Linked DNA regions of Homo sapiens: region 1 is linked to region 2. Evidence: chromatin loops called from intact Hi-C (ENCODE). Cell type or tissue: heart left ventricle. All regions are shown on one strand. Links, peaks and the distances in the headings refer to the core of each region. The heading gives the core; the rest is flanking DNA.

What was found. Peaks named below come from ENCODE experiments on the same cell type or tissue, not always from the same donor. Only the 100,000 strongest peaks of a DNase experiment are listed, where the experiment ranks them.
Region 1: a loop joins it to region 2, with 2.7 times the contacts of the local background. A loop is called at or near these places in 45 of 110 quality-filtered maps.

What each region holds. Positions count from the first base shown.
Region 1 is chr11:1,888,004-1,890,893 of GRCh38, reverse strand. The region is part of intron 10 of LSP1 (lymphocyte specific protein 1); the gene reads right to left. PRR33 (proline rich 33) reads left to right here. Exons shown (of 1, transcript NM_001395380.1): 1 at 1-2,816. The coding sequence starts at 310. The coding sequence ends at 1,749. Among named protein-coding and RNA genes, the nearest start is that of PRR33, 2.4 kb to the left of the region's middle. In heart left ventricle, for the core only: no CTCF peak of the experiment used is centred there; DNase peaks (open chromatin) are centred at 1,193, 1,513, 2,283, 2,403 and 1 weaker place.
Region 2 is chr11:1,836,746-1,839,635 of GRCh38, reverse strand. It overlaps SYT8 (synaptotagmin 8), which reads right to left. Exons shown (of 8, transcript NM_001394072.1): 6 at 2,775-2,880; 7 at 2,546-2,679; 8 at 2,115-2,444. The coding sequence ends at 2,205. It overlaps TNNI2 (troponin I2, fast skeletal type), which reads right to left and starts at 655. Exons shown (of 8, transcript NM_003282.4): 1 at 603-655. RefSeq lists a silencer at 1,712-1,821. In heart left ventricle, for the core only: CTCF peaks have their summits at 1,534 and 1,734 (motif pointing left); DNase peaks (open chromatin) are centred at 805, 995, 1,715 and 2,415.

The DNA.
Region 1 (2,890 bases), core at 179-2,678, 51 kb before region 2:
GCCTGCTTTGTGCTGGGGTGGCATGGAGGACAGAGCCCTGGAGGCAGGTTCTAGCCCCATCCCTGGAGGGACTCGGCCTCTGTGGCCTCATTTCTACACTAGGGTGATGGTGGGGCCACCCCAAAGTCCCCAAGGCACAGTCGAGCTCAGCATGTCCCTGGCAGGTTCTGGGTGCTCAGGAAGCAGAATACTCAGGCCTCCACACCCCTGGCCCCAGGTCCTCCTTGGACCACAGGAGACACAGGCCTCCCACCTCAGGAGGGAGGAGGGCTGGCCTGACCACTGTCCCTCCCACCCTAGGACACAGTCATGCTCATATCGGCTGCGTCGATGGCACCCGAGGTGTGCGGCCCAAGCCTCCAGGGAACCCCTGGACCCCCACCGCCCCTGCTGCCCAAGCCAGGGAAGGACAACTTGCGTTTGCAGAAGCTCCTGAGGAAGGCAGCCCGGAAGAAGATGATGGGAGGCACACACCTCGCTCCACCCAGGGCCTTCCGCACCTCCCTGTCCCCCGTGAGTGAGGCCAGCCATGACCAGGAGGTCACAGCCCCGCACGCTGCTGAGGGCCCGCACCCCGCCGAAGCCCCACGCCTTCCTGAAGCCCCACGCCCCGCCGAGGCTCCCCGCATGGTGGCTGCCCTACCCCGCTCCCCGCACACCCCCATCATCCACCACGTGGCATCACCCCTGCAGAAGTCCACGTTCTCCATCGGCCTCACCCAGCGCAGGATTCTAGCTGCTCAATTCAGGGCCATGGGGCCCCAGGTTGTAGCCTCGGCCCCAGAACCTACCCGGCCCCCCAGTGGCTTCGTCCCTGTCTCTGGGGGTGGGGGCACCCACGTCACCCAGGTGCACATCCAGCTGGCACCATCCCCACACAATGGGACCCCTGAGCCTCCCAGGACAGCCCCAGAAGTGGGATCCAACAGCCAGGATGGAGATGCCACCCCAAGTCCCCCCAGGGCCCAGCCCCTGGTCCCAGTGGCTCACATCCGCCCACTGCCCACCACAGTCCAGGCTGCCAGTCCCTTGCCTGAGGAGCCCCCTGTACCACGGCCGCCACCCGGCTTCCAGGCCTCAGTGCCCAGAGAGGCTAGTGCCAGGGTTGTGGTGCCCATAGCCCCGACCTGCCGCTCGCTGGAGTCCTCACCGCACAGCCTGGTCCCCATGGGCCCTGGCAGAGAGCACCTGGAGGAGCCCCCGATGGCTGGCCCCGCCGCTGAGGCCGAGCGAGTGTCCAGCCCTGCCTGGGCCTCATCCCCTACCCCACCATCAGGCCCTCACCCATGCCCTGTCCCCAAAGTTGCACCCAAGCCCCGGCTCAGTGGCTGGACGTGGCTCAAGAAGCAGCTGCTGGAGGAGGCCCCAGAGCCTCCGTGCCCAGAGCCGCGGCAGAGCCTGGAGCCAGAGGTGCCCACCCCCACAGAGCAGGAGGTGCCTGCCCCCACAGAGCAGGAGGTGCCCGCCCTCACCGCACCCCGGGCCCCCGCCTCCCGGACCTCCAGGATGTGGGATGCCGTGCTGTACCGCATGTCAGTGGCGGAGGCCCAAGGGCGCCTGGCAGGGCCCAGCGGTGGGGAGCACACCCCAGCCAGCCTCACCCGCCTGCCCTTCCTGTACCGGCCTCGCTTCAACGCCCGGAAGCTGCAGGAGGCCACCCGGCCCCCTCCCACAGTCCGCTCCATCCTGGAGCTGAGCCCCCAGCCCAAGAACTTCAACCGCACAGCGACTGGCTGGAGGCTCCAGTGAAGTGGCCAGAATGGCCCCCAGAGCCCAGGACCATGGGATGGACAGAAGAAGGGGCTGAGGCTCTAGCTGGGGGCCCATAGTTGCTGCATGAAGATGCACCAGGGCCCAAGGGGCATGGGGTGCAGGGCAGCCTGGGAAGGGCACATGGGGTGCTGAGGGAAGTCTGCATGGTTAGGAGGGTGGTCAGGTGGACGGGGCAGAGAGGACGAGCTGGAGCCCCTGGGCTGCAGTGGTGTGAGGGGAACAGAGAAGGGGTCTGCGTCGGGATGTAGGATGGGGGCCTTGGGATGAAAACTTTAGGTAAGATGGCAGAGGACTGCATCTACTGACCTAGCCCAGGCTCCTCAGGGGCCTGGGCCTCTCACTGATCCTCCCTTTTGCTGTCACCTTTTGCTGTCAAAGGTTTGGGGCCAGATCTCTGCTTGCTGAGGCATGGGTGCGGTCAGGCTGGCTTGGCCATCGGCGTCAGGAGCAGTCAGCAGTTTTGCTGCCTGTGCTTCCTGATGGCAGAGCCAGATCCTGGGACTAGGGTGCAGGGGGGAGCCCTCAGCCAGCGTGGGACTTGGCACCAATACAAGTGCTCAGGGGCAGGCAGGGAGGGGCTCATCAGGGGTGGAGGAGGGCCCAGCGTGACCTCTCTCTCGGCCCACCTCTGCTTCCCCTACCTGGGCTGACAGCCTGAGGGGGCAGAACTCGAGGGATTCGCTGGTGGGACAGCGAGGGTCTCAGCACTGGCCATGCCCAGGCTTTGACAGCTGGATGAGGAGGGAGCCCTCAGTCCCAACCCTATGGGAACAGCTTGGCCAAGCGGGACAGAGAAGGGGCTGTGGCCCTGGTGGGGAGAGTGGAGGGGCCTACTCAGCAGTCAGCCAGGCTCTGGTGGGGGTGGCCAACCACAGGAGAGGGACACAGAGGTACCAGAAAAAGCCTCTGCCACAGCTGCTTGAGAGTCAGGGTTTGGCAGGGGAAGATGGTAGGAGGACAGCTGCCCCACCCTGTGGTGTGATGGGTGCTGGAAATGGAGCCTGGGGCCCAGGTCACTAATAAATGTGTGTCTCACCATGGCAGGAGTGGCACTGCTCTGTCTGCAGCATGGGATGGGGAGGGCATCAGGACCTCTGAATCGCTCTCGGCTGGGACA
Region 2 (2,890 bases), core at 198-2,697:
GCCACCGTGATGCCTGTGCCCATCAGGTAGGTGGTGAGGGGTTCAGGGCTCCTGATGACAGCCCCCTCCCGCCCACCCCCTACTCTCACCTCCTCCCCCTACTCTCACCTCCTTCAAGGACAATGTCTTGGAATTCCCCAGGGTGAGAAGTAAGAGGAGAAAGTGTTCCCAAAATGTCCCAGGCATAGCCTGAGGAGCTGCAGCTGTCCCCGAGGGAGGGTGGGATGGGCCAGCGCAGGTGGCCGCCTGAGTGACGCTGTTATTTTTAACCCTCTCTCTTTGGCTTTGGGCCTAAGTGCATGGAAGAAATCCCTCCTCAGTTTGGCCTGGGGGCTCAGGTTCTGGGGCTTCTTGACCCCTAAACTCTCCTTCCAGGGTCCCCAGAGGTGAAGCCTGGTGGTCAGGGAGTGTCTAATACCTGCCTCTCGCTACAGCTGCCTCCCCAAAGCCTCTCCTTCTCACTCCCGGACCCGTGCAGGCCCCAAAGGGGGCTGCTGGTGGCATCCCCCAGGCCCCCAGACCCCCGCCCCAGGAAGTCCTCCCTCAAACCAGCTCGAGCCACGCCCTGTCCCCCGGCCTCGGCGGGCCGGGCTGGGCCTCACCTAGAATCTGGGCAGCAGGGCTGGGAGCGAGGTCAGGCCGGCAGCGGCGAGTTGGGCTGGTGGGCCCAGGGGGAGGGGTATAAATGGCCTCCCCCAGGCTGGGCCCCTGCTCAGAAAGGGCATAGAGTCCTCCTCAGACCAATGGGGGCGTGGAGAGCCACAGAGACCTCCCCACCTGTCCGGCCGCCTGGCCTGGCCGCGTGCTGCCGCCCAGTCCAAGAAGTCTTGGTGGGGGGTGCCGTGGCTGGGCTACTCTATTTAGGGCTCGGTGACGCGCTGGAGATGCCTCTGTCGTTCTCGTAAGGAGCCTGAGGACAGTGTCCCTGGCTTTGCCTGTGGCCTCAGCCGGGCACACAGCTCGGGTCAGCTGAGGGGTAGCTGCGAGTATCCACACCTCGCCTCAGCCCATCTCACCCGAGGTCAGCGTCCAGTCCACCAACCTGGCTGCTTGCTGGCGACAGCCACAGCCTCTCCCTGCGGGGCCAGCTCCCCGGCTCAGCCCCTGCAATGGGTTTCCCACTTCAGCCCAGGCCTGACCCCCTTCTGCAAGCCTGGCTTCTGGGGTGAGGCCTGGACCTCCAGATGTGGCCTTCTGGGCCCTGCCACAGTGGCCGAGGGCTGGGGGCTGCCCCCTCCCTGCGTGATGCTATCTTCCTGCCTGGGGAGCAGGACCAGGAGTGAGGGGCACGCCGCACGTGCCTCTGGGCCCCTCCCGCCTGCCCAGAACGCCCTGCTGCAGTCCCCTTGCCGGGCGACTTGGAACACATCCTTCAACCTAAGGAGAATGGCGCCACCTGCATTGGGAGCCTCTCACACCCGTGGGGGCTTGGGGCCCTCCTGGCTGCCCGGGCAGGCCTGGCATTGCCCTTTTCACCCAGGCCCGAGGCCATCGCCCCCCCAGCCCCCAGGCCCCCGCCCTGCAGAGGTCCCCTGGACCGTGACTTGGCACCCTCTCGGAGTGGGGGCTCTTGGCCCCAGCCCTGCCGGCTTCGCAGCCCCGTGGGGAGGATCAGAGGAGACAGCAGCGTGGAGGCCCCAGCCGCTAAGGCAGCCCAGATGTGTGGGGACTGGGAGGGGCATCCGGCCAGGACTGAGCCCCTAAAGGCCCCAGCGGCTTCCGAAGGCATCTGCTGCCCCCTGCTGCTCATGCAGGGAAGGCCCTGCAGCACAGGTCTCTGAGGTGTTGGGGGTCCTCCCTCCATGCTCACCAGCCCCCAGACACCATTGCCCACTCTGTCCCTACAGGGCTGGCTCTAGCCCGCCCCATCCCATGTGGTCCCGACTCTCTGGCCCCCACCTCCCCGGTCTTCCCAGGCGGCCCGGAGAGGGGAGATCTGTGCTCCCCGGGGAGGTTCCCCACCCCTACCCGAGGGTCAAGCAGGGACCGGTCAGAGGCCTCAGGGCCTGGCTGAGTCTGGAGAGGAGCCCCTCCCCCGTCCTTGTCAGGGGACCCTGGTGAGCGGGCCCGGGCCCTATTTCTGCATCCCCTCCAGGCTCCAGCCGGACACACAGTGGCAGGAGAAGGCGTTTATTGCAGTGGTCCTGCAGGGCGGCCTGGGCAAGTGCCTGGGCTCAGCGGGGAGACAGAGGCATGTGGTGCATTCAGGAGTGGGGCAAGGGCAGGCGCAGGCGAAGGCGGGGCTGCAGGGCCAGCATGCGGTCCACCTCCCTGGCTGGCCGCAGGGGGTGCCGCTGGGCAATGGGCCGCCGGGCGTGGGCCAGCATGTCTGCCCAGTGCTGCAGGGGCTGCCCCGAGGCCCGGGCACCCAGGTGCACCTTGCCTACGGGCTCAGTTCGGAGCGGCAGGCTGCGGTCCCAGACAGCCAGCACCAGGTCCACATTCTGTGCAGAGACAGGCCAGAGGTTGGAGTTGGGGGAGAAAGACCACAGTCATCGTGGTCTGGCACTGGGTCTCGCTCTGCCCCTGCCTCCCGGTGGCCCACCTGGACCTGGCTGAAGGGCACCAGGAAGGTGAAGGCCTCATTGAAGTAGGGGGCCGCCGTGCCCTTTTTGGTGGCTGTCTTTCTCTTCTTCCACTTCCTCTGGTTCAGCATGAGCTGGACCTTCACGTAGGGCTCTGGGAGGGCAAGGTTGCCGAAGGGGCATCCCAGGGCTCGGGGCTGAGCACGGGCCCCCCCTCTGTACAACAACGTGGGCAGGTGTGACCCTCACCTGCAAGTCCTGGACGCAGGCCTCGAGCCTCCAGCACCACCACGGTCAGCCGGCCTGAGCTGGGCACGTACCGGAGAGAGAAGCACAGCTCCCCGACCTGCTCGGGCTGTGGGCAG